Regions from separate parts of the Mus musculus genome. Here region 2 is linked to region 1. Evidence: chromatin loops called from intact Hi-C (ENCODE). Cell type or tissue: left cerebral cortex. All regions are shown on one strand.

Evidence for each region. A loop is a pair of places that touch in the nucleus more often than their neighbours do. Peaks named below come from ENCODE experiments on the same cell type or tissue, not always from the same donor. Only the 100,000 strongest peaks of a DNase experiment are listed, where the experiment ranks them.
Region 2: a loop joins it to region 1, with 9 times the contacts of the local background. A loop is called at or near these places in 26 of 42 quality-filtered maps.

The regions. Positions count from the first base shown.
Region 1 is chr2:4,649,264-4,654,263 of GRCm38, forward strand. Prpf18 (pre-mRNA processing factor 18) reads right to left here and starts at 2,872. Exons shown (of 10, transcript NM_026045.4): 1 at 2,653-2,872. The coding sequence starts at 2,718. In left cerebral cortex, CTCF peaks have their summits at 2,944 (motif pointing left) and 3,147; a DNase peak (open chromatin) is centred at 2,885; H3K4me3 peaks cover 1,592 bases; H3K27ac peaks cover 638 bases.
Region 2 is chr2:4,862,181-4,867,180 of GRCm38, forward strand. No RefSeq gene overlaps it. Among named protein-coding and RNA genes, the nearest start is that of Sephs1, 17 kb to the right of the region's middle. In left cerebral cortex, a CTCF peak has its summit at 2,544 (motif pointing left); DNase peaks (open chromatin) are centred at 2,528 and 3,357.

The sequences.
Region 1 (5,000 bases):
AAACAAAACAAAACTTCACATGCTGGGTAGTGGTGGTGCATGCCTTTAATCCCAACACTTGGGAGGCAGAGGCAGGAGGATTTCTGAGTTCGAGGCCAGCCTGGTCTACAAAGTGAGTTCTAGGACATACAGAGCTATACAGAGAAACCCTGTCTCGAAAACCAAACCAAACAAAAACAAAAACAAAACAAACAAAAAAACCCTTCACACACTGACGCTAGATACACCGCTGTAGTCCCAAGCCAACCTGGATGACACAGTAGGAGTACATAGTAAGTACTGAAAGAAAGGGAGAGGGAGGAGCAGGGTGAAGAAAAAAACCAACTGTGCTCTATTAAAAAAAAAAAAAAAATCAAAAGCTGGTGGTGATTTCAAAATGGCTGAACTGAGCAATGCTAATTGGGCAGTGGCTGTGGGAAAGGTCTACAGGACCAGAGGATCTACAAGCTCACACAGCAGCCTCCAGGTTCACCCTGGACACCATGATGAACTGTTTTTTCAGAAGCTGCCACCAGCAGCTACAAGATTCATCAACAGTTTCAATACTTGTATCAGTCACAGCCTGAGATGCCGCAGAAGATGTAAGGCACACTCATGGACCAGCTGCGGGGAAGTCTGGAAGGAAGTCTCAGAAATCAAAGAAGAAGGGGCCTAGATGCTTTCACAAACTGCTTGGAGAAGGCTAAAGACCACAGGGAGAACCTTGGAGACCAGCTGCAATCCCATGGTTCCCTAGTCCCTGCAGCTCTGGGCATTCAGCAGTGTCTTGTACAGGACAGGAGGAGACCAAGCACCAATAGTTGGCTGAGGCCATCCTGGCTGGGCCCACCAGCACCTAACAGGCTATATAGAGAACAAAGGAGTAACTGGCTAATATTATCCTGGCTGGGGCTACGCAGGTCCAGGTCTACCAGCATCTGACATGCTATACTGGGAGAGGAAGGGACTTGCAGTCAGCACTAGAGTGAGAAGATGACTGGGAACCAGAGCAGAGGTCAGTCAGAAGTTGAGGCCTTCGGTCAACATGCTGGGCCTGGGAGAGTATTTCTGGGTATAGCTGAAATAGTGTGTAGGGTTCCAGTGCCTAACTGTAATAGAGGCCTCACCACTGGCTCTGTGCTGCTGGAGACATGAACACACACACACACACACACACACACACAATAGAGGCCTCACCACTGGCTCTGTGCTGCTGGAGACATGAACACACACACACACACACACACACACAAACACAAACACACACACACCATTCCTCAGATTCCATCTGGAGGATTGTGACCTTTCCCAAACTTTGTCTCCTAGAGCTTTAACTAGCATCTCTGTTCATCTCTCTGGTTCCTCACCATCCCCATGCAAACCCTATGTAGTTGTTTCTAATCTATACTGATTGTCTTGTCATTGACAAGCCCAAGGGTCCCTGCCATGCTCTCCCCCAATCCATAAATATAAACACACACACACACACACACAGAGCTTTTATTCCTCAAAAGGCACTATTATTGATATCCAGAAAACATACTTATCAAAGAAGATGGTGGGATACATAAAGGAGTCCAGAGAATTAATAACGAACGTAATTTAAAGTATGGAGAATAACTAACCTAATTTAAAGTCCGGAGAACTAATAACTAGCCTAATTTAAGTTTGCAAGCAGTTTTAACACTTCACAAAAAAATATGTAAGTATCTAAAAAAAAAAAAGTCACACATGAATTACTTAAATTATCAAGAAGATGAGATTTAGAACCATACAGAAACCTCTCCACCAAAAAGACAGGCAACATAAACCGCGGGCAACAGTGCAGACTAGCCAGCCTCTGACATAGCTCATAGATGTGCAACATTTTGAATGACTTAGGCATGCATGTACTCTGTAACCCTGCGGTTCCAAAGGGATAGGGCTCAGAATCTGCTCAACCAATTCTGAGAAACAGCTCAAACACTCATCCCTAGGAGAATGGGTAACCAGATCTACTCAGACAACAGAATACAATTTCAGAAAATTAATACATACATACATACACACACACACACACACACACACATACATACACACACACAGCAAAGTAATACCCCGAACATTCTAATCAAACGAAGCTCCATATGAAAATGTACATCCTATTGATGTGACATTCTAGAGCAGGCAAAACTGAGGTATAAATAAGTTGCTTCGGTGGGTAATCCACGCAGGGACTGGAAAGTGGACATTGCTATTTTATCTCCTCATGGAGAATGGGTTACACAGGTGTTTGCACTTGTCAAAAGTCACTGACTAATAAACAAGATTTTTACACACACGCACACAAAGAGGAACAAACTCTGCACTCTATGGCGTGTGCCAGATCGCTTAGGAATAAAGCCGACTAACTCTGCAACATGCTTTGGAATTGACAATGACTAGTATGCTGTTTTATCACTCTGCCTGCGGCGGATACTGGTTAGGACAGCAAGCGCCGCCGAAGTGAGCCAGACTAGGCTTGACATCCATACTCTGCCCCTTGCTAAGCCCTGGGCCAGCAGCTTGCCCGGGACAGTGGCGGATCTGTCAGCCCCGTGCCCGCCCCAGACCCTCTCAGGACCATCACCCTCCCGCCAACACCGCAAGCACAGTCCACCACCCTCAAGCCCGAACCACAGCTCCGGGACTCACCACCAGCAGGTTCCTGTCCTCCACCAGCTGCCGCTTCCGCAGAATCTCGGATTTCAGGATGTCCATCTCGCTCCCAGGGTCTAAGTGTCTTCACTTTGACTCCCCAGCTCCTCGGCGGTAACCTCACCCGCCAGGGGAGGGGGAAGAGGACAAACCACGAAGCAACCAGAGCCCAATTATCGGAAAACAACAACTGCCGGAGCCGCTTCCGGCGGAAATCAGGATGAACGAAAGGAAGGTAGGGAGCGCCCCTCGGCGCGAACGCGGCCAAAACCGCTGAGTATTGTTGCCCCCTAGCGGAACCCTCCAGATACACACTTGTGATTTCAGTAACAGGTAGAAAAGAACAAAAGGCCGGGCAAAGGTAGCACAGGCCTTTAATCCCAGCACTTGGGAGGCAGAGGCAGGCAGATTTCTGAGTTGTCTCAAAAAAAAAAAAAAAACAACTGTTTGTCTCTTTAAATGGTTATTGTGCCCGATTGAACCAGCTTGTATACTCCTAAAGTTTGCTTCATAGTTCCTCAATTTACTTATTTGCCAAGAGTGCTAACATACTAGAGAATGAGAAATACATAAATAATACAAGTTTTAAAATGGCAGTGTTTATTAATTGCCTATTCAACACCCTGTAAATTTATTGTGTTTTCTGGTTATGCAATCAGCAATGAAGATTTTCAATGATGATTGGGAATATAATCATTCTTTCTTATAACCTAGCCCAAGAAAAAATATGTTGAAATTCTACTTTGATTTGTTTTTATTTTTATTGTGATTCAGGCACTCACTGTGTTGCCTGGGCAGGTCTCAAACTCTTGCTATCAAAGTAATCCTCCTGCCCCAACCGCAGAGTGGACCTCCATACTTGGCAGAGTTTTGGTTTTGTTTTGTTTTTTTTAATCTTAGAACCATTTATAACATATCTATTCTTGGTTCCATGCCATGAAAGCATCTTTGTTTTTAGTTGTCATAATTCAACAATATTTTATGTTACATTTTTCTATTCTAGAAGTAGTGAAATAACATTCAATTCAAACTCAAGTGTAGGTAAGATGGTTTATCAAAATAAAAACTGAAAGGATTGCTCATTAGAAAGTTTTATACTGGGGCTGGTGAGATGGCTCAGCGGTTAAGAGCACTGACTGCTCTTCTAAAGGTCCTGAGTTCAAATCCCAGCAACCACATGGTGGCTCACAACCATCTGTAATGAGATCTGATGCCCTCTTCTGGGGTGTCTGAAGACAACTACAGTGTACTTACATATAATAAATAAACAAATTTAAAAAAGAAAAGAAAGTTTTATACTGTGTGTGTGTGTCTGTGTGTGAAATAGGATATTTCATCTAAAAGATATCTGAGGACCAAAAAGATGGCTGAACAGCTAAAAATAGTTGCTGCCAAGACTGATGACCTGAGTGCAGTCCCTGGGAACCCACATGGTGGAAAGAAAAAGTAGATTCTCAAAGTCATCCTCTAACCACAACCACACCACCACATACACACACGTATACACACGCACGTTCACAACCACACCACCACATACACACACGTATACACACGCACGTTCACAACCACACCACCACATACACACACGTATACACACGCACGTTCACAACCACACCACCACATACACACACGTATACACACGCACGTTCACAACCACACCACCACATACACACACGTATACACACGCACGTTCACAACCACACCACCACATACACACACGTATACGCACACACGTTCACACATGCAACTGAAGAATAAATGACTAAATGTGGTAACTTTTTTAAAAAGTAAAAGATGCCTAACTTCTGTCCTTGGATGAAGCATGCTGACATTCTTATGTGAATAGTTGTTACCAGGGTCAAACCATTTACCCACATCCTTCTGATTTAGGAACTAGAGATGATGACCCCCAAACCTGAAGTGTTGGCATAGCTTATACAGTTCACAGAGAACCAGATGGGACACTATCAGGGTAAACTCAGAAAAGGCTATCTCCTCTTCAATTCCCATCTTTGACTTCTATGTTTATGCAAAGCGCATTAAATCATGATGAGGGTCTCAGATCAAAGAACGAAAAAGACGAATACCCGAGGGAGCAAATGGATGAGCAATTTAAACTACAGAAGAGGGGCACAGTGGGGAAGAGGACCAGCAGAGTTTAAAACAGATCAATCCTGCTATCCAGAAAATGTGTACACCATTTCATCACAAATATTATTTAAGAGTGAGATATTAGCTATAAATCAAAGGTCCTAAATTGAGGAATAGCTAAATTATAGGTCATACATACAACTGAATAGCACGAAACTACATTTGAAAAAAAATTCTCAACAATAGCAATGTTT
Region 2 (5,000 bases), 210 kb after region 1:
GTTAAACTCAATATCATTTGTGTCTTTTCAACAAGGCTACCAGACAATTGAAAGTTGCAACTGTAGCTCTAATTCTGTTTCCTTTAGTTAGAGATTTGATTTTCTTTAAACAAAGTTGCTGAGTTTGTAAGGTGCTTATGGACATTATAAATCTCCTGAATGGAGACATGACAGGATTTACAAGTGTATGTGACCACGATGTCATAATATCTCGTTCTAGTTATCTATTTTTTTCCCCTCACGAGCTCCAAAAACATCAGCGTTTACATCTTCTTAATCTCAAAGTCTCCTGTGGGGAAGGTCAGCTGTTTCAGACTTGGCCTTCCCCGAAAAAATTACATTTACTGAAACAAAGTAGCTTGCTATTCCATTGACTTTAACTTGGTTACAAGACTTGGGATGTAGCTCAGTTGGTAGACTGGAGCCAGCATGCAAGAAGCCCTGGGTTCAATTCCCAGCACTGAGCCTGCTCTTGCATGGTGTGGTGGTTTGAACCATAAGCTCCTATCTTTGAATGCTTGGTCACAGGGGGCTACTTAAAAGGATTGGGAGGTGTGACCTTGTTGGGAGAAGTGTCTCAATGGAGGTGGGCTTTGGGGTTTCAAATGCTCAAGCCAGGCCCAGTCTCTCTCTCTCTCTCTCTCTCTCTCTCTCTCTCTCTCTCTCGCTCACTCTCTCTCTCTCTGATCTGGATATAGAAATCTTAGCTACATGCTGCTATGCTTCCTGCCATGACATAACAAAGTAAACCTCTGAGTGTAAGCCAGCCCTAGTTTAATGCTTTCCTTTATACGAATTTCCACGGTCATGGAATCCCTTTACAGCAACCGCACAGTGACTATGGCACATGCCTATAATTGCTATAGGAGTAGTGATGGGGGATCAGAAGTTTGAGGCTAGCCTTGGCTACCGTGACCTTGAGGGATCAGAAGTTTGAGGCCAGCCTTGGCTACCGTGACCTTGAGACTAGGAAGGGGTTCGATGGCAGAGCGCTTGCCTGGCGTTTGTGGCCTTGATTTAGTCACTGACGCTGCAAAAGAGCGCACTCAAGACCCGCAGAAGCATTTTCCATCCAGGGGCTCAGTACAGCAACTCAACAACGCCAAAGAACAGCATATGTGATCATCCCCCTGCGTCCTGTAGAACTGTAGACTCTGAGATTTGGAAGGTACCTGCTCTACTACCTAAAGTCATAGTTAGGGCCACCCATCTAACCACCAATCAGACACCAAATAGTCACTGTGTTCCGGTGTCCGCTCTGTGCCAGGCACACATTTCATATCAACCAAAGAGCTCAGTGCGTCGGTTCTACCACCTCCACTCCAACGCTTTGGTGCACAGATGACGCACAGGTCACGAAGTGTAAGGGAGAGGCTGCCATGCTTCCTTAGAATGCTGGGATTTTTTTTTTCCTGGAATGTGGAGAGATTGGCAAAGCCATCAAACAGCACATTCCTCTTCAGCAGATAGAAATAGATGGTGATTGCACCAAATAACGGCAACAGTATGCTAACAGTATCATACAAGTCTTTCATTTTAGAGTAGTAAGATCATAATACAGACACACAAGCTGAGCCTGCTGCGCAGGTCTATGACCTGGGTACTCTAGAGGCTAGGGTGGGTAAGGTCCAAGTTCAAGGCCTGCTTGGGCTACAGAATGAGTCTGAGGCTAGACTACACAATTTGAAAGAGGACTGGGAATATAGACCAGCATGCTTGAGGCCCTAGGTTCAATCTTCAGTACTGTAAACAAATCAGAATTTCCCAGAAACCCTTGCTCTTCTGTGTTTCTGTACCAGCGTGAAGTTTGCCGTATTTCTTTTCCATGTGTTTCTCTGTATCTGGCATTCCACAAGGCATGCCTTCCTAGCTTGTGATTTTATCTCTTCTGTGTGTCCACATACTAGGCTTTCTCTCGACAAGAATGGGAACAAGACCAGCTCAGAAAAAGTGCTGAGCTTTTCAGATTTCACGGTCAAGGCCAAGTCAGAGCGCAGCCACCCAATGGCACTGCATGCAGCCAGCCACGGCTTCCAACAGCAATGCCTGGACACCCTCTATGTTTGATGTCTTGAAGGTGTTCAGGTTTTAACACCACACATACACACACACTCAGACACACACACACACCACACAAACACATACTCAGACATACATACACACTCACAGACACACAGAAACACACTCATGTACACACCACACAGACACACAGACACACTCACGTACACACCACACAGACACACAGAAACACACACACACTCAGACACACACACACACCACACAAACACATACTCAGATACACACACACACACACAGACACACACACACACTCATGTACACACCACACAGACACACACACACACAGACACACACACACTCATGTACACCACACACACACACACACACACACACAATTGCAGTTTATGGGGGCGGGGGCTGGGGGGAGAGTGCACAGAACTGAGGAGCTACTGCTCCAACCTTCCAGGCAAATCCTAACTCAGTACACTGTGTTATCCTGCCATCTGCTGGCCAAAGTGAGAATTGCGCCAAACACACTGGAAGGAAAATTGTAATTCAGAGCTCAGCTTGATTAATAAATAATACAAAGACTCTCTCTAAGGAGAAGCAGGTAAATCTCTTTGAAATACATCAGCAGTCCCCAGAGCGAAAATCACCCCTCCAAGTGTCACAAATGACAAGCAAACGCGTATAACAACCAAGTCTCAAATTCCACGGGATGTTATCTGTAGGAGACCCTGAAAGGCGGTGACTGCCTTAGTTCTCTGCAGCGTATGAACACGTCAAGTCACCTCTGAAGTAACCTTGCAGTAGTGATGACCCTTGGCCAGGGCACCACTCCTCGAACTCTTAGTGTTGTTTATAACTTCACTGTTGCCCCCGTGTCTTGCAGGTATGGGTGTAGATAGATGTATGTGTGTGTGCTGTCATGTGTGTGTGCCTGCATGTAGAGCCCAGAAGTCATCTTCAGGTGTTGTTCCACACTGTCCACCTAATTTTTTTTTGAGACAGACTCTCTCACTCTCACCCAGAGCCTGCCAGGTTCTGTAGGCTGGCTGTCCAGTGAGGCCCAGGCATCCATGCCAGTACTGGGATTTCAAACTCTGCCCACCATGCCCTTCCTTCTTATATAGATCCTGTAACCCCACTCATGTGCCCTGGGGAAGGAAGAGTGCCCGGTGTCCACACTGTCCTTTCATGCTGACCGTTTATGAGATTATCCATCCTCCGGGGCTGCTGCTTTCTGTGAACGCGATCCAGCTTCCTCCCTGCACTGCCTCACTAACAGAACTGTCTCCAGACCACACCAAGTCTAGACTGTGACAGCTGCTGTCATCCTGGATATAGCTTCATGCTTCACTCATTCCGGCCACCCGAGGACAAAACACCACATCCTCCGCATTCTGAACAATGCATTTTTATAGCCTCACATTAGAAAATATGCTGTGTGTTATTAAAGGGATCATCTTGATTAAGATGCTTGCATAAGAGGTCCACAGCCTACAAGGACCTAGATAAACAGCTGGGATACATGACAGAGGGAGACAGATAGATGGCAGTTTCCAGAAGTTGGCCAGGCTCTGCAGTGGCTTCTGGTGTCTGAGGCTAATTTAAAGCGATAAGTGAGAGAGCGATACACGTGGATGGGGCAGTAGAGCTGTGGTGCTGGGTTGCTGTCCCAGACAAACGAACAAAAAATAAGATAGAATAATAACCCATAAGCCTCAGACACAGGCAAGCACATCCCCTGTGAGCCAGGAGACACTCTGCTTTTCCTGAACCTTATATAATCACGGGGAGGGCAGAGAGAGAAGCCATGTCTTCAGGGACTTTAAAAGCCAAGCTAAGGAAACTGGAGAGAGAGCACAATAAATTGCATGCTCTGCACACCTATAAGGTATGGATTTGGTCCTCAAACCCACATGAAAATGATGGGCATTGGGGGCCTCCACCCTCTCAGAGGAGAAGCGAAGGAGGGATGGGAGAAGGATTGTGAGATGGGGTGACCAGAAGGATTGGCAGTGAGTGGGATGTAAAATGAATGAATAAAAATAATGATAATAAAAAGATTATGGCACAAATAAACTTGCTTCTGGATTTAATGGGAAAAGGAACTGATAGTCTTGGTGGCGCATACTAGGAAGCCCAGCACCCGGAACAGAAATAGACAGATCTCTGCAGCTTGATGGATGGACAACCCATCGAACCCAATTAGTGAGCCCCAGGCCCGGGAGAGACCCTGCCTCAAAGGAGGAGGAGGAGGCCATCTGTAAGGGTGACTCTCAAGGCTGTGCTCTGGCCTCCCCATGAATGCGCATACATACAACATGCACATACCCGCATGTGAGCACACACAAAGACACACCACAAACACTAAATAGTTGTTTTGCTTAAGCAGAGATTCTGAACTTTTTTAACAATCCAGAACATCTCACACCTCCCCACACACTTTAGGAATTGGGCTGTATCCCACTTTGCCTTGGATGCTAAGTACCTCTGAGAAAGGCTGGTCACTGGGTGTTATATAAAATGCTGCCCAGGGCAGACAGCTTGAGGAGTGCCCACAAAGGCTGCCAAAGAGACCTGGGCTTCCAAGAAGAAACAACCAGATCCCATCCAAACTGGAGCTCCGAACACCACAGGGCAACTAATACCACAGCTAGGGCTATCCCTATGGCCCTGCTGAAAGAGCCACATATAAAAATCTAAAGAGAATTTCATTTGTGACCTCTGCAGCAACCTTTGGTGGGATACTCAGCTCCTTGAGTTGGGTGCGGGAGGAGGTAGCCTCACATAAGAACAGAGATCTCCTGGCTGTACCCCAAAGCACCCCCAGCACTGATCCCTTGACTGTACCCCAAAACACCACAGCACTGATGGCTCCCCCTCCAGTGTCAGTCAACAGACAAGGTTCAGTAGGACCCCAAATGTGCTTCCCCACCAAATTCCAGGGCTGAGGACCAGATATAGACAGTTTAAGG